3 separate regions of the Mus musculus genome follow, and all the other regions are linked to region 2. A link is a loop called in an ENCODE intact Hi-C map of the cell type or tissue named here. Cell type or tissue: left cerebral cortex. All regions are shown on one strand. Each heading gives the region's core, and the rest is flanking DNA. Links, peaks and the distances in the headings are about the cores only.

Region 1 (5,893 bases), core at 546-5,545, 73 kb before region 2:
ATTAGTTACATCTATGTTTTCTTCCTCATTACGATGACAAATTTTATTGCTATTTTAATGCTTGCGATCCCATAAATTCTGCTGGAAGTTCTCTGGAAATTATAAAGAAGGCTGCTCTTTAATAAAAATAACATATACATAACACATCAAGAAAAAATGTCATGCACTTCTCCACCGAACATACAGGCCTGATGCACCTGCCATCTGCTTCCCTGCTACTTGGCAGTGGTGCTTCCCCTGAGATGTTCATTTCCTGTCCTTGTGATTCTTTACGATCTAGCGTTTGATTTTCTTTTTCTTAATGGAAAAATGTATCCAATATAACTTTTCTACATTTTTCTTCTCCACCACATCTTGCTATATCATCTTCAACATCCTACTCCTCCAATTGTTCTATTTTCCTCCTTATCTCTTTCAAAACAAGTAAAAACAAACATACAAAAACGAGAAACATATTCAAAAATCATACCACTTGAAAGTGTCCTATCTAATGTGGTCTTGCATGGTATTGAATATATCAGCTCTGATCATTTGACTTGGTCTAATAAACAAAATTCTACATCTCAGTACTTGGTTCTCCTCTCCAAAGCAACAGCTGCTTCCTCTATTGCTGGAAGTAGTTAATTATCTCCCTAACTTTAGCCTTTCGTTTTATCAAATTACCCAGTTATCAAAGTCAGAAAAATGTTTGTCACTCAGTTTCCTATGTAAGTGGTTTTTCTAAACTCAGTCATGGTTCCAGACTTTAATCAGAGTAGATTACAACACTCAATCCAGCATGAGTCTCCACAGCCCTTCACATTCTTTTACAATTTACTAACCATTGCTTCCCTCCATCCTGTGTTGATACTGGCCTCTCCTTCTATCTTACTTGGTTTAAGTTTGGTTCAAGTAAGAATTAATTGACCCCTACTCATTTTTTTAACCTATAGAATTCCTAATGCTATAGGGTGGAGGATTGAACTTGAATGTAATTTCTTATTAGATGTCTACATTTTCTTTTACATTTTAGTGACTTTTTTCTATAGGTATTTATTTTCTCATCCAAACAGGATATAAGTTTACAAGAAAATGAATTTTATAACCTTTTCCCAAGATATAGAACTGTTTATTTGTATGGATGGTCAATAGACATTTGTCAGACGAATGGAAAAATTATGTTATTATTTTACTTGAAAGTTATTAAGAATGCATATAACATGGCAATGCTTCATGGACTCCTGTCTCTTCCGACACTGAACCACTCACACTGACAGGAGAAAGCTTCGTGAATCTATTCTTCATATACTAGAAACAATTTGGGATATTACTTTAAGACTGTACAATTCAACAAATCTGTAAGCCCAGCTACTGAGGCAGGAAGATCACAAGAGCAAAGTCTACAGAGTAAGTTGAACGTTACTCTGGCAACTTTGTCTCAAAAGGGGAAAAATCGTAAAATGAAAAGTAGAAAATGACTGAAAGTGTAGCCCAGTGGTAGAGTCCTTGCCTAACATTTGAAATGCCTTCAGTTCAGTCTTCAAACCTGCTAAAAAGGGAGAAAGGATAATATATAATAGAGACTTGTTTTTTGTGAAACAAAATAAGGTACAATGACTTTATAGGACACACACAAGTTAAATTGTTTTCTACACAAGTTAAATTGCTTTCTATAAAATAATATTACAGAAACGTTTACACTCTGTGCAATGATCACATCAGTGGGAACGCCACTAAAATAACTGCTAAATGGTTACCATTTCACTGACAGCTTTGGTGGCTTGGAGCCTGTGTCACTGATTTGGGAACTTACTCAAAAGTCTTGAAAAGGCTGAATAGTCGGACAGTTGCTTAGGGAAAGTGTGAGGTAAGATCAGGAAGAAATGGGAGGGTGAAATGAAGCCAAGATCTACAGACTTCAGCAAAAGCCCCCTTTCCATAGGACAGGGTTTAGCTTTGAAGTAACCTCCACAATTAATTAGTAGTTATTTTCTTCAGACCATAATACTTTATACATTCTATTTTATATACTACTCTGTACAAATTTCACTTACTAACATCACCACAATCCACTCAGATATTGACATTTAAGGAACACCTTCAAAGATTTATAGGCTAGTCATTTACTTTAGAGAGTCTCTTGATTTTATAAATTCAAAACAAAATTGGGACACAGAGATGACCACATAGATAACAATGAGAAAATATGCTCTGAACCATCAAGACATTACTTTTAAAAATACTGAAATAAACTGAAAGAATAATGAATTCTCATTTAGATAAGATTCAGTTGCAAAGCTAATCAATTACTCTCTCTCTCTCACGTCAATATCTATCTTATCATCTATCTTATCATCTATCTATCTTCTATCTATCTATCTATCTATCTATCTATCTATCTATCTATCCTTCTATCCTTCTATCTATCTATCTATCTATCTATCTATCTATCTATCTATCTATCTATCTATCTATCTATCCATCCATCCATCTAACATCTATCTATCTCTATCTATCTATCTATCTATCTATCTATCTATCTATCTATCTATCTATCTATCATCTATCTATCTATCTATCTATCTATCATCTCTCTATATCTATCTATCTACAGAAAGAAGAGGGAGAAAGTCACTTTTTTAAAACTATGAGTAATGAAACTAAAAAGCAGCGACCTCATGGAGCACTGGTAGCATGTCTGACTCCATATAAGAAGGTTGTGTGTTTAGGTCATGTCAGGGTCAAGTTAGGTGGTTTTTTTTTGTTTTGTTTTTTGTTTTGTTTTTTTTTTTTTTTTTTCTTTTCAGGGTATGGTGACTCATGCCTTTAATTACAGCACTCGGGAGGCAGAGGCAGGCAGATTTCTGAGTTCGAGGCCAGCCTGGTCTACAGAGTGAGTTCCAGGACAGCTAGGGCTATACAGAGAAACCCTGTCTCGAAAAAAAGAAAAAAGAAAAAAGAAAGAAACTAAAAAGTAAAAATGAATAAAACCTTTTTGCAATACTAGTTTTTCTTCTTGTTGTAAGTGGTTCTGATCTAGATCATATATGCATAAGACCAAAATGGACATTCTTTATTAAGCTATTTTAACAGGAAAGGATTGAGGCCATATTGGAAACCTGGTAGACTATTTGTGATTTTTTTTTTCCAGCTGTGGAATTATACTGAGTTTGGAACGTGACATTTACAACTCTGCAGGAAGGTAGCAGAGCAACTTCTTCCCCAAATTTATCTGAACAAACCTCCTACACATTGTGAAATATTTAGAAGCAGGCCTGAGATTCTTAGCATGAATTTTGCCTCTTTTTTTTTTTAATAATAAAAAAGACTGGAGTTGAGTTTTCTTCTCAGCATGTACAGCCGGCATAACTGCTATAGCTCAGCTTTATTTTCTTTCCTTTTACTACTGATACATTGAAATTTTCTTATTTCATTTCTAAAAGACTGGGTTAACATGACTAAAGCTCTAGCACATAAAAAGCTAGATAAATCTAGTAATTATATCTACTGACATTTTTTTTTCTTTTCAGAATAGGGCTTTAGCTTTACAAATCACTGTGTGAAATTGTCATCTAAATACATGATTACATTTCTTTCTTTTTTTTTTTTTTTGCTTTCAAAGAGTTAATTATTTTATCATTACAATTTGTCTGCATTTGTGATTACTGTGAGCATCCCTAAGGTTGTAGGAGCATTTGGGATCCCAATGTGTGAACATTACCAAATACTGACAGGTCTATATAATTTGGATAAAAGAAACTGAATTTTCCCTTCCATTTGGTTAAACACTTAAACCTGATATAACGTTAGTTCTCGTCACACATTGGGCATCTAAATAGCTATTGCATAAATACTCGTTGAGTGACTGATTAATCTTGGCACTCCAATACTCTGTTTTCTAATTTTGGCAGTGTGGAAAATGTCAGGTTCCATACCTTCCCCACCCTCAACCAAAAAGGCAACATGTTTCATTCATATTTGAAAAAGCATATTCTAGAAATGTCACAGCAACCTTTAAAGATGACAGTCTCTGCCTAGGAATTCTTGACAGCAACTATGCACAATTATGCCAGCTATATATCGAAATTTTCTTACATCATTTTACCAAAAGTGATAGCCTGAGAAGACAGCATGTAAGGACTGGGTGGAAGGAAGAAAAATCTTGATGCACTCTTTAAATATTTATTTTAATATAGGATAGAAAAAGTGGAGTTCAATTTTAAGTTGTTTAAAAAAGAACTAAGTGGTCTCGAATACTTAAAGTTAAACTTAGGTTTTGAGAGAATTTTCTGTATATTTATAATAGAGTCCAATTTTATATCTCTTTGTATTCAAATTGGATGAGAAATGAAGACAAGCAGAAAGGTACAATCCAAATATTTTAAAGTGTAATGCATTGTCTTAGTGATAAGATATACATCAGTGATAGACAGTCTCACCAACATGTGTGCTTAGAAAACTTGCACACAGAATTTTACGACTAATCAGTTATACTGAAAGCAACTGAGGATACATAGCCGTGGTGGTGGTGGTGATGGTGGAGGTGGAGGTGATGGTGATGGTTATTGTTACGTTATTGGACATTTATTTCCATTCTCTGTTCCAGAATCTGCATTGCGTTTTATAAAATGACACAAGTAATTGTCACAATAACTCAATATGGTAAATACTATTCTGTTCATTTTATAGCAGAGGAAAATATGATAACTGAAAATGAAGTGAAAGTGCGTAAAGTCTAACGACTGTGAAATGGAGTTGGAAGCTAAACTAGATCCAGGTGTGGAGCTCTTCTATCCACAGTTACTACTGGGGGAACTTTTCAAAAGTCAACCTTTGTCTCTCAAGATATTATGAACAATGAATACATTTATGTCAATAGTGGTAATATGAAAAGTAACATTTTTATTTAAAATAGTAGCATATTACCCTTGTAAATGCCAATATCTATAGTATATTAATTTCTGAATCAGAAGTAACATTAGTAAATATGCATTTACCAATACAGTTAGAAATCTAACAATCTTTTTTCTAATATATTTTTAGTTTAATCTCACATTTGGAACTGTATTTACCATATTAGATACATTTATACAAACTTTTTGTTTGTTTGTTTGTTTTTGTTTTTTGAGACAGGGTTTCTCTATATAGCCCTGGCTGTCCTGGAACTCACTTTGTAGACCAGGCTGGCCTTGAACTCGGAAATCTGCCTGCCTCTGCCTCTCAAGTGCTGGGATTAAAGGCATGTGCCACCACCGACCTGATTATACAAATTTATTTATTTATTTATTTATTTATTTATTTATTTATTTTATGTAAGTACACTGTAGCTGTCTTCCGACACTCCAGAAGAAAGCATCAGATTTCATTACGGATGGTTGTGAGCCACCATGTGGTTGCTGGGATTTATTTGAACTCAGGACCTTTGGAAGAGCAATCAGAGCTCTTAGCTGCTGAGCCATCTCACCAGTCCTTATACAAACTTTTAATGGCTAATAAGTTAGGAGTAATTGTACCAATGTGGGAAAATATGATCGATAAAAATGCTTTTATTGGAAAAGACAAAAGTGTCCTGACTTCTTGTTGGCAGTCTAGTGAGTTGGCGAGTTCCAGCTTCAGAGATGGACTTCATCGGAAAAGAAAAGAAAAAACAGAGGGTTTTAGGAATACATTCATCCAACATTGTCTTCAAGCTTTCACTTCCATATAGATAAATGTACTTCACATACTTTTGTACACATGCAAATACACCAAAAACACATGCAAGTATTCTAAAAACAAATGATTTTTACTTTATTGTCATGAATCAGTTAACACTCAGTTCAAGGAAGTATAAATTTGCTAGCATGTGTCTTAGACCTTCAATATTTGAGATTAGCATTCATGTTTGTGTTGATATGGGAAGCAAAGCAGTAAA
Region 2 (5,893 bases), core at 471-5,470:
TCACCCTGAGAATAGCTCCCCTCCTGCCCAGGAGCCTGTATATCCTGGTGCACAAAGTCCTGTACCCCCCAACCTTGCCTTACCAGAGGAGATCACAAAGCTAGTAGCCAGGTTAAACTTCCTTTCCCCTTAAAGGTCATGTCCAGCAGCACCTGGAATGCATCTTTGTTCAAATGAGTGATCGCCAGAATCCTGGCCCTGTGCAATGATGTATACTATCTACTCACCCCTCAAAGGTTTGTCCCTCCTCCCAATAAACTGAACCAGTTCTCTGAAGCTGTATCCTGGGTGGGTGTGTGCTCTTTACCCACACAATCACTGATGACCATGATCTTGCCTGCACCCACCTAACTCAGCCTAGTTTCCCTCCCTCCAACTAAGTCCTGTGTGCAATGGGTCTGGCTACCCAGAGGGAGAAAAGCAGACATGGGACCACACCCATCCAACAAAGGCATGTATTGAAACTTCACAAATATCATAACTCCAGACCTCCAGATGCATAGACACTAGTGCAAAATCACAAATATGAACAACAAAGACATTGTGTCTGCTTTAGAAGACAGCAACTCTAACGCAATTCATAAAAGTAGCCGAACTACAAGACAAAGACTAAGCAATAGCAATTATGAATAGAAAAAATATTTACTGGAGAACAATTATAACTAATAGTATTTATGAGTGTGTCCAAAGATCTTTAAGAAAATAAGAATAAATACCTAAAGGAAGACTGTAAAAACAACCAAACAAGCAAGCACACACACACATAAAAACAAATAAGTAGTTGAGTGAAAGAAATGAAACAATTCAGTATGTGAAAGTAAAGTTTAATAAAGAAATACAGTTAGCAAATAAAAGCCAAACTGAAATAAAACTCAAAATGAAAAGCTCGGGAAAACAAAATAACAAAATCAAAGGTAAGCTTTACCAGCAGATAAAAAGACATGAGGGAGAGACTTTCAGGTCTTGAAGATAAGATGGCAGAACAGTGATTGCTCAGTTGAAGAACGTATTAAATCTATAGACAAATAAATAAACAAACACACAAATAATTTAATATACAGGCACAAATCATACTGGAAATCTGGGTCAAGATGAAAAGACCACACCTTTAATTCATAGGTATGGATAAAGGAGAAAAAACCAAGGTCAAAACCACAATAAATATTTTTAACAAAAGTATAGAAGAAAATGTACCTAATCTAAAGAAAGATGTCTTTGAAGATTATTTTTATTTTATTTTATTTTATTTGGAAAATAAAATCCAAGCCAAACCAACCAATCAAACAAACAAAAAAACAACACCAAAAAGCAAAAGCAAAAACAAAAAACAAAAAGCAAAAAAAAAGCAAAACAAAGCAAAAAGAACAAATAGAACAGCAAATAGCCAGTACTAAAAAAAGACATATATTTAAAAAAAATACAAATCCAATCCAAACCAACCAACCAACCAAAAAAACAAAAAAAAAAAAAAAGCAAAAACAAAAACAAAAACAAAAAACAAAAAACCCAAAAAACCAAAACAAAACAAGAAACAAATAGAACAACAAATAGCCATTACTAAAAGAAAAAAAGAAAAGAAAAGAAAAAAAAGAAAAAAGAAAAAAGTCAATTAAGAAAAAAACATTCCAAAGTGTAGAAGAGAGGAAAATATACTCACTGTTAGCATTACCAGTACAGCCACTATAGAAATCAATATGGAGATGTTTCAGTTAATTAAAAGCAAACTTTCACATTCTAGCCTTGGTTTTATTAGGGAATTACAAGTGGGAATTAAGGACAAAATGAGCACATGGAAACTAAACATTAATTTTTGTCCAGTATGAATGATGTATTATGAACGAACAGAGCGTAGGTTCTAAATTAGAATATTAGAATATGAACACATGAACCAATGACTTATGAAGGGTTCCCTGACTACTAGTCTCTAGATTCTGGTCAGTTTATTTCATCATATATTCTTTGGCCTCAAGAAACTGTCTTTGTATTACCGTCCAAAAATTCCTTTAAAAAAGCATTCCAGCGTTTTTTTTTTCTCTCCAGTTCCTAAACACTGAAAGTTTTTAAAGTTCTCTAAAGTGATATATTTTAGAATTTACCTGCTCTCTCATAAAAATATAATATTTGAATGACTGCATAGAATTTGTTGATAAAGGAGGGTGACTGATGTTTTTGGCACTGTTAGGTGTTTCTATAAATAAGAACTTTATATTTGATAGTCACATGTCTGTTTTCCAAGTTGTGATGCATATCACCAAATTATGTACATGCCTGCACATACGAAAGCATACAGCCTGTTGAGTGAACTTAGTGAAGCTTCCTCCCCATTGCCTACTGACAGCCTGCTTGGCTGGGCTGTAAGGAGTAGCATGCTTCCTTTCACCTTCCTGTCCACCTTACGAACCCGAGGCCCTTTTTCCACACTGATGTAAGTGATGGAGGGACAGATGTCTGGTTTTCTCTTTTCTACTTGTATGTTTCCTTGGAAACTGCAACCCCTTTGCTTTATTTTTCCTGACTCTGACTTCAATTTGAACACTTTTTTTTTTTCCCAGCTGAACACGTTCAATCTCCTAACCCCTTGGTTATGACCAGGGTCTAATTTGAAAGGGTTTTTTTTTTTTCACTTAAGTTCTTTTGTGATTGTTGTTATCAACATTGGCTCACAAAACCAGCTGGAGTCAGAACTGTGGCCATGTTTGGAAAGAACCATTGTATATTAGGTGACAGAAAGGAACCAACTTGTTTGGAGTTGGGAGTTGATGGGGTTAAAGGAGGGATGAGGCTATCAGAGTAAGTCTGTTAGGTATACATATGAAGAAAGACATGAATTCGATTGGGGAATGTATATGTGTTTTCCTTTAAATCCCTATGTCTTACTAACTTTATGTTAATGTAGGCAATTTCAGTGATACGGGGGCAATTTAATCCAGCATTCTATGTTAACAGTTAGCCCAGTTTGCTCAATACAAAAGTAATTTCATCCAGCATCCTTTATGACCAGTTAACCTAGTTTGATCAGTACAACTAGCTCAACATCTGAAGGTAGGTTCTGGTCTTTTCAGGGGGAAGGGAGCCTCAGGTCGTTTCTGAGCTTTGAAGAACCAACTGTTCTTGCTGAGATGGGTGTGGGATGTGCGTATGGGGGTGGTTCTTAAGTAGGCTGTTCTGGAAATATAATGCTGTGCTTTATCTACACGGCACAGTAGTAGGTGGCTGCTGCTTCTTTCTTCAAAAATTTTCATCCAAGGTTGAAATAGAGGTTTGAAATTTTTTACTTACTTGAGTTTTCTTGTCCCGACATATATCGGATACTCAAAAATGCTGATCTTGTTTTTATTGGTACCACTAGATACCTATTTTGCTAAGTGTTGTCCCTGGAAGAGCCGTAACTGGAATGTTTTCAGGCAGGAGAGAATCCCGCTAAGAACAAAGGAAGGTTGTCTCATCTTTTCCTGCTTTGCCCTCTGCTTGTTTGGACACAGCCCACTACCTCAGGAGTGGCAGCTGCTCTCTGTATTTAAAGGAGTAGGAACCTTACCCACGAATACCCCATATAGAGAAAAGTGATAACAATGAACACTGAATGTTTGCAATATTTGAATGCCAAAGGAAGAAGATAGACAAGAGAAAGAACACAGATCGGGGAACTGGAGAGATAGCTCAGTAGTTCAGAGCACTGGCTGCTCTTCCAGAAGTCCTTGAGTTCAATTCCCTGCACTCACATGGTAGTTCATGGCCATCTATAAAGAGATCTGACATCCTCTCCCAGCATGCAGGTATACATGAAGCAGAGCAGTCATAAATGAATAAATGAAATAAACAAAACAAGTAAAACCAAATAAAAAATATTAACACAGAAAGGCCATCAATTGAGCAAAAATAATACTGGAAGAGGAAAAATTAAGTATTTGTGTTATCATTGTGAACGTGTAGACATTCCCAATGACCTTTTCAGCCTTTATATAATGACTAGAGAGTGGGGAATTATCATACCTCAATTCTGTTGAATTTACACATCAATGTAACTTTGCTGTTTTGGCAATGTAGTACATTTGACTTATGTTTTTCACTCAATGCTATTTTACTAAATAATATCTCCCTAGTTGTAGCATGCTAGCCAGGGTGTGCCTGGCAGGAGCTTGTGATGCAGCAATCCTACAAATATGCAAGCCAAGGATTTTCTGTTTGGGAGGCAACAAGCCTATCCTGGTTCCCAAGAGCGACTGATAATTGTTATCACACATAAGCATCTGGTAAACTTTTTAAAGTTGCATTTCTTACGTGTCATGTTCAGGAGAGAAGTGTCTGTAATCCTTGGTCTAATCTGCTGATCTGATCAGTGTATATTTCCAGTAGCAGACAGAGTTCACTGGGCTCGGCACTGGTCGCACGTGACCTATGATGCTTTACATACGGGTGATTAGAGTCGGGATTCAGAGGATGGTAGAAATTATATGTAGCATACTAATGTAAGAAATTTTTGAGCCTGCAGGTGGGAGTGTGGAACACAGAGGCCAGCAGCTCCTGGGAAAGGCGAGAGCCACATAGCATCTGAGGCCGCGCCATTTCCGGCTCCAGACAACCGGCCACCTTCCTGGTGAGAGCACAGGGGTGTGCCCTGCCCTAGAGGCTTCTGCCTCACTTTCCACGGGGGCCACCTTGGTTCCGGGACTCCGTGGCGGGCGGTCTGTGGGTGAGAGTGTGGAACACAGAGGCCAGCAGCTTCTGGAACGGGCGAGAGCCACAGAGCCTCTGAGGCCGCGCCATTTTCGGCTCCAGACAACCGGCCATCTTCCTGGTCAGAGCACAGGTGTCCGCCCAGCCCGAGAGGCTTCTGCCTCACATTCCTCGGGGGCCACCTTGGTTCCAGGACTCCACGGAAAGTAGTCTACACAGGTGAGAGTGAGGACTACTTAAACAAAGGCTTCTGTGACAGGCCAAAGCAACACAGCTTCTGGGAAAGATCCTGTCTTGGGCCTTCATCCTCAGCCAGGAGGAGGTCCAAACACCAGATAACTGTTCACCTTCCCTGAAAGAGGAGAGCTTGCCTGCAGAGACTGCTCTGACCACTGAAACTCAGAGGAGAGAGCTAGTCTCCCACGTCTGCTAATAGAGGGTAACAAAATCACCAGAGGAACAATCTCTAAACAAAGACAACTATAACAACTAAGTCCAGAGATTGCCAGATGGCAAAAGGTAAATGTAAGAATCCTACTAACAGAAACCAGGACCACTCACCATCATCAGAACCCAGAACGCCCACTTTGCCCAGTCCGGGGCACCCTAACACAACTGAAAAGGTAGACCTGGATTTAAAAGCATATCTCATGATGATGGTAGAGGACATAAAGAAGGACTTTAATAACTCACTTAAAGAAATACAGGAGAACACTGCTAAACAAGTAGAAGACATTAAAGAGGAAACACAAAAATCCCTTAAAGAATTGCAGGAAAACATAACCAAACAGGTAGAAGACATTAAAGAGGAAACACAAAAATTCCTTAAAGAATTGCAGGAAAACACAACCAAACAGGTGATGGAATTGAATAAAACCATCCAAGACCTAAAAAGGGAAGTAGACACAATAAATAAAACCCAAAGTGAGGCAACCCTGGAGATAGAAACACTAGGAAAGAAATCTGGAACCATAGATGCGAGCATCAGCAACGGAATACAAGAGATGGAAGAGAGAATCTCAGGTGCAGAAGATTCCATAGAGAACATCGGCACAACAATCAAAGAAAATGGAAAATGCAAAAAGATCCTAACTCAAAACATCCAGGAAATCCAGGACACAATGAGAAGACCGAACCTACGGATAATAGGAGTGGATGAGAATGAAGATTTTCAACTCAAAGGACCAGCAAACATCTTCAACAAGATTATTGAAGA
Region 3 (5,893 bases), core at 343-5,342, 170 kb before region 2:
ACAAAACTGAATACTAGGTCTGCCAGACAAGCATGCCTTGTCTGGAAGAAGGAAGTGTGACTGGAGGGTCCCCTCACTGCTCTCCTTTCCCTACTATTTGGTTTGTTATTGTTCACTTTTAAGGATCTCTTTCTTTCAACATTCTTTCCATCAATTTTGCTTTCTCTCATCTTCCTTGCTCTATCAGTTTCAGGTGTGTGTGTGTGTGTGTGTGTGTGTGCGCGCGCGGGTGTGTGTATCAGGTAACTTCTCTAGTGTTTCTGAAAGTGTTAGAGTATTTATGAAGGTTTTGGTATAAGTTACAATATTCACTACTTGTTCATTTGACTTAGGTGTGTATCCTAAATATATATTTGGATTGTTCTCAGGAAATGGAGTTAATCTATTCATTATTGTTCACTTAATTTTGTCTACTACTCTTCTCATTCTTTTCCTGGAGGCAACATTCTGCATTCTGTCTCAGTATGGTTACAAGTCTTTCTTCCTTATTCTTTGAGTGATTTGTAGAATCCTTGTCTTCTGTCAGTCTCTACAGTTTCCTGCAAATGCAGGTTTTTTTTTTTTTTTGGTTCATGTTATTCTAAGCCTTAAATGAAATTCTGCTATTTCTACTGAGCAGGAGCAATGAAACAATTTTGCTTTAGATTTTTCTTTTTTTGTCACAAATATTAATGATGGTAGTATAATTGCATAAATTATAAATTGTATAAGTATAATAAATTAACTTGTATAATTTGGGAATTAAATGCACCAGTCTGCACTTCAGATCTTTGGCTATATGCTTTGAATCTCCCCCAATTTAGCTTGCTGTTAGTGGCAAATTTCACTGATAGTTTGGTGCAACTAATAAAATTTATGTATAGTAAACTCTATACAAGAAGCAAGAGAAATCATGTTTATCCCGTCATACAACTTACATGAGGAATGACTTGAGCTGTATAAAGACTCATTAGTGTCTCAGGCTTGAAATCATGAGTACAACAGGAGCACACAACTGTAGCACAGACCATAGCTCCATGGTGATGTCAGCAATGCCCCTGGAACTGCAGTTACTCTTTGCAATAACTATGCAGTACTATGCCTGCCTTTATATTCTTTTAGGTTCTCTGTTACAAATGACCCTATGTGGGGTTTGTATTTGCATATCAATGTTTTGACAAATTTAAATTTTTTTAAAATTATACTTATTTTAAGCCTGTGTTAGTGTTTATGCTTCTATGGGATTGTGTGCACATCAGCACAGATACCCACTGAGGCCACAGAGATGCCCACTGAGGCCACAGAGATGCCCACTGAGGCCACAGAATGGTTCCAGCTCAGATTCCCCAAGAGTTGAAATTGTAGGTGGTTGTAAGGCACCTGGCATGGGTGCTAGGAACCATACTCAGATCCTCTGCAAAACCAGTATTCACTCTTTAAAACTCAGCCATTTCTCCATCCCAGAAATATAACTTTTTTATAATGTATGTAACCATTAGTGTAGAAAAATGGTAGAATAAACTGCAATCTCACCACATTTCACAAATAAGTAGGCTGTGACAAGTACCTAGTTTTTTGGGGTTTTTTGTTTTGTTTTTTTCTTGTCTTTTGTAGGCTACATGGTTTTTCCTTTTTGTCTTTTTTTTTTTTTTTTTTTTGTAATGGTATACATCTCCAAAAGAAAATAAATACACATTTAAGTGAGTTTCTAGGGTTCAAAATAATATTGTTCCAAGGTCAACTTTATTTTGTTAAATTGGACTCTACCAGCCTTTTCTAAGATTCTCAGCTCTGTATCTACTGTCTTCTTTTCCTTTCTCTCTGTTCATTAAATATTCACAGCGTGAGCATGGCCCTGGGATATCGCTGGTTTTTTACACTGAGGTATTTCTGTGCTTTATGTCTCAAATCCCTGTCTGGAGCTTTGAAGAGATTGAAGCAGAATAGTTTGCATATATCATCATTTTTGCTTTTACATAGTATTTTGATTCGGGATAATACATTTTATCTGTACATACAGACAAGCTTCAGTGCATCTTTTTATAAAACACAGTTCGTAGTAACCACAGGTAACTATATTTATTGGACATTCCTAAAAACTACAACCTTTATCACTCATTATTCTTCATTTAGATCAGCTTTTAAATTTTTCACAGACGAGAGAGAATATCTAATATTTGTCTTTATTTGACTGGTTTAATTTATTTAGCATAGCATTCTTTGATTCCACCCATTTAATTGTAAATGCCAAGATTTTTTTTCTCCATAGGTGAATTAATAACATTGCACGTGCTGATTGCTTTTCTTATTAAATCTTCAACTGCTGATGTCTAGGTTTTGCTAAGTAATAAGTCCTTTAATATGAGGGTTCCAGAGTCTCTTCAGTGTACTGGCTTTATTTCTTTGGTAATAGAGGCAGAAATAGGATGCTTAGATTTTGGTGGAGTTCTATCTTTGGTTGTTAAGAGAAAGAGCTCATTCTTTTTATTCTTCTTTTTTGTTATCCAAAGAATTACTACCCAAGGAATGGTTGAATCCACTTGTCTACTTCTATCCTATCAGTTTCTCAGTTCTCTTATTTAACTCTAAATTCTTATCAAGTTATGAGATTCAAGATAATCTTGGCTTTCCCATACCTTTCCCATAGGGTATTATTTTGCTATTACTGTGGTTGTCTGGTTTCTGAAGACTGATTTTTTTTAAAGATATGGATTATAACTTTAATTTAAAAAAATGTTCTTCCTTTCCATCCCTTCTTTGATAGACTGTTTCGCTAAGTAGCCCAGCTGGCCTTGAACTTACTGACAGCTTCTCTGGTGCTAAGATTTCAGGCATATAACATCACACCCAGTTCAGATATGGATTTTTGAGCCAGAAAATTTTTACATAAATTTGAATATGCCTTTGTGGATTTAGTGCCTCCTTTTGTATAATAAAAATAGTGCTGTGCTCCTGCCAGCTCATGCCTATTTATAAAGAGACTATTATTTTTTTTCTATGCCAGCAGATGCCTTGGGGTAGTTTCAAGTTGAGTGTGGCATAGCATTGATACCACAAAAGTTGGAGAACACTATAAATCAGATCTTCTACAAAAGACTTACTTGAGCAATAAGACAATGTGGACTTTGTTTTGCACTGAATTAAATTTAGAAGTGAGCAGGATGAATTGGGGGCTGTGTGTGACATGTTACAGAGGCTGAGAGATTCTCCTCCACTTCTCTCCTTGCTTCTGCCCTTCAAACCATTTTATTCATTGTAGATCTTCAGGCCAAATTGGAATTTCTTCTGAGTTATTTCATTGTTCTTAGATTGACCTTGACTCAGAACTGGATAATGATGCATTCCTGGCTTCTGAGTTAAATTAATTTATTTTCTTGTCACATAACTCCTCAGTTACTCCTTACTCTGAGTCTTTTTCTTACTCTTGACCCCTGTGGCTTTTAGCGTTAATCAATCTTTTCTTAGTTTAATTGAAGCTCTTCCTATTATTTCTGACATCCTGCAGTTCATTTTTTTTCTCTCAACTCCTTAAAACTAATTCCTTTATCTCTATGGTCTTCAGTGCTCATCATCAGACTGACTATGAAGATTCACTGAAGCATTTAAACAGTGAATACTTTACCTTCTGTGTGCCAGTTAAAGCTTCCTACTGACTTTCATGTAATTAAGGAATTCAAAATTCACAGTAAAGGGTGGGGGTGGTTTCTTCTGTCAAGCATTTTGATTTGAATTCTATTGATAATAAATTCCATTATCCATTTTGAAAAATATATAGCCTCTAAATTAAGGAATTCACTAATCACACACTTATTCCCATTTAGGTTAAATTTTAAGCCAAGACATCAGATACAAGTCTCATTACATTAGATCATAAAGGTGCTGGCCTTCCTCTTGAGAGCTTCTTCTGCATCTACTCTCATTGCATGTTACCACAAAGTAAGCAGTTTCATAAACTGTTTTTAAAAATATACAAATGATTTGCTTTTAAACTATTAACAAAAAGAACATAATTATGAGTAGAAACAGTTATGTTTTACCAATGAAAATTTATTGCATTAAAATGGGAATATTTAAACTGCCAGAAATATTTTCCCACATATTCTTTACAGGTTTGTTTGTTTACGTCAAGGTGCCACACTGCTCTGCTGAAACTTAATGTGTATGCCCATATAGACATGAACTCACGGCAACAGTTTTACTGGAGCCTTCTAAGTCCACATTTTTCTAGAGGTATATTTAAATTTTGAGAATGGATTAACAGAAATTTCACAACTCCTTAAAGTGGTCAAATATAATGTAGTTGTATTTGAGTTACACAATGCAAGTTCTTAGAGTATTGTTGAGAATTGCTTTGGAACAAAGATCTGTGGAACAAGAGGTTTACATGATGAGTCAGCGCATTTGGGAAGCAGCACACTATGGCACAGCGTTGGTCACCTTTTGATCCTCCTACAGATCAACCATCCCATCAGAATTGTCATCTGTGTAAGGGGAATGGTGAGGTCTCCACATCTGTGCTTTCAGTTTTCTATGGCAATAAGTGGAATTACTGCAGTATGTAGAAATTCTATATTCAGCTCTCCTTACATTCACTGCATTCTTTACTTGTGTTTACAATACTCTGTGTTCCTAGCATCCGTGTATACATAGAAGGGTTTCAGTTTTACCATGCTCTCCCCAACATGCACGATTATTTTTGTTTTTTTGTTCTTTTTCACTTCTAATTTGAGAGCACTAATTTTAGTTTTTAGCTGTGTGTGTGTGTTTTGTGAATATGTGCCTACTTGTACTGTTAACATGTTAATCTGTGTGCATATGTGTGTGCAGTGGTGTACCTGTGGAAGTACAGGGTGAAGCTTGTCTTCAGGTTTCATCTTCTGTTTCTATCTATCACACTTTTGAGATGAGGTCTCTCAGGAAATCTGCACTGTGCTTCTCCACTGGCAAAAACTTTCCCACCTGACTTATCTCCTTGCCCAATATGAAGCCAGAAAAATGAGACACTTCTGTGGTTTAATTTATATTTCCTAAATGCTTAAACTTATTTTGTGTGCTTTCTTCTGCTTACTTGTTTGTATTTGTTGAAGAAATGCCTACCATAGTGGTTTTCTTGGTTTTTAATTAGGCTGCTTGCTTAAATTTCTTTCATTGTGAATACTTTTATTTTTTTATGAGCTGAGATTTTGTTCACTCTGAGCTCAATATTTCTTTATAGAAGTAATATTCTTGCTATATTAACATTTTCCCTCTGGTTTTTAGTTTACTTTTTTATTATTTTATAATAACTTTACCTTAAAAACCATGTCCTTGGCTTGCATGATAAAAACTAAATGCAGGAATACAAATTTACAGCAAGTACTTGTAAGGTAGTTTTCCACACAGCAGACCAGGAGACCCATTGAGCTGTTGGCACTTGAGCTAACTCTAAATAATTATGAGAAAATTGTGTAATTTCTATTTTGATTATGACGAAAAATAGGTATTTGGATGCAATGATTTTTGTAACACCCTCTCATTCTGCCATTCTGTAAGAAACGTAAAAAACAGAGAGAGGGGAAAAGAGAGATACAGAAACAAGGCTGCTCTTTTCTTATTTGAAAGTCAACTAGAAATTTTTTTTTTAGAAACACTGGTAAGAATGTCTGTGTTGACTACATTCAAGTTAAATTGTCTTACAAATGCTTAAATGGGTTTTGACTGAGGATAATGTTTCTGTATGGCACAATCTTACAACACAGTGATTAGCCTAACACACTGTCCAGGTAGTCTGCATCCTGCAACCCAAATCGTTCTGAATGCACTGACTGAAGTCAGGATTCCCTCAGAGAAGTGCATGTGCATAGCTCTTGCTGTTTGTATGTGGCTTATTATTGCACATCAGACTTGGGGGAAATGTAGCCGCCCTTCTTTGTGT

What was found. A loop is a pair of places that touch in the nucleus more often than their neighbours do. Peaks named below come from ENCODE experiments on the same cell type or tissue, not always from the same donor. Only the 100,000 strongest peaks of a DNase experiment are listed, where the experiment ranks them.
Region 1: it touches region 2 in a loop (2.8-fold over the local background); 2 of 42 quality-filtered maps call a loop at or near these places.
Region 3: a loop joins it to region 2, with 4 times the contacts of the local background. A loop is called at or near these places in 2 of 42 quality-filtered maps.

Annotation. Positions count from the first base shown.
Region 1 is chr15:19,017,847-19,023,739 of GRCm38, forward strand. No RefSeq gene overlaps it. Among named protein-coding and RNA genes, the nearest start is that of Gm35496, 160 kb to the right of the region's middle. In left cerebral cortex, for the core only: no CTCF peak of the experiment used is centred there; DNase peaks (open chromatin) are centred at 3,155 and 3,926; H3K27ac peaks cover 960 bases.
Region 2 is chr15:19,091,130-19,097,022 of GRCm38, forward strand. No RefSeq gene overlaps it. Among named protein-coding and RNA genes, the nearest start is that of Gm35496, 91 kb to the right of the region's middle. In left cerebral cortex, for the core only: no CTCF peak of the experiment used is centred there; DNase peaks (open chromatin) are centred at 2,450, 3,131 and 3,454; H3K27ac peaks cover 2,587 bases.
Region 3 is chr15:18,922,772-18,928,664 of GRCm38, forward strand. All of the region lies in intron 2 of Cdh10 (cadherin 10), which reads left to right. Among named protein-coding and RNA genes, the nearest start is that of C030047K22Rik, 110 kb to the left of the region's middle. In left cerebral cortex, for the core only: no CTCF peak of the experiment used is centred there; a DNase peak (open chromatin) is centred at 2,981; H3K27ac peaks cover 3,635 bases.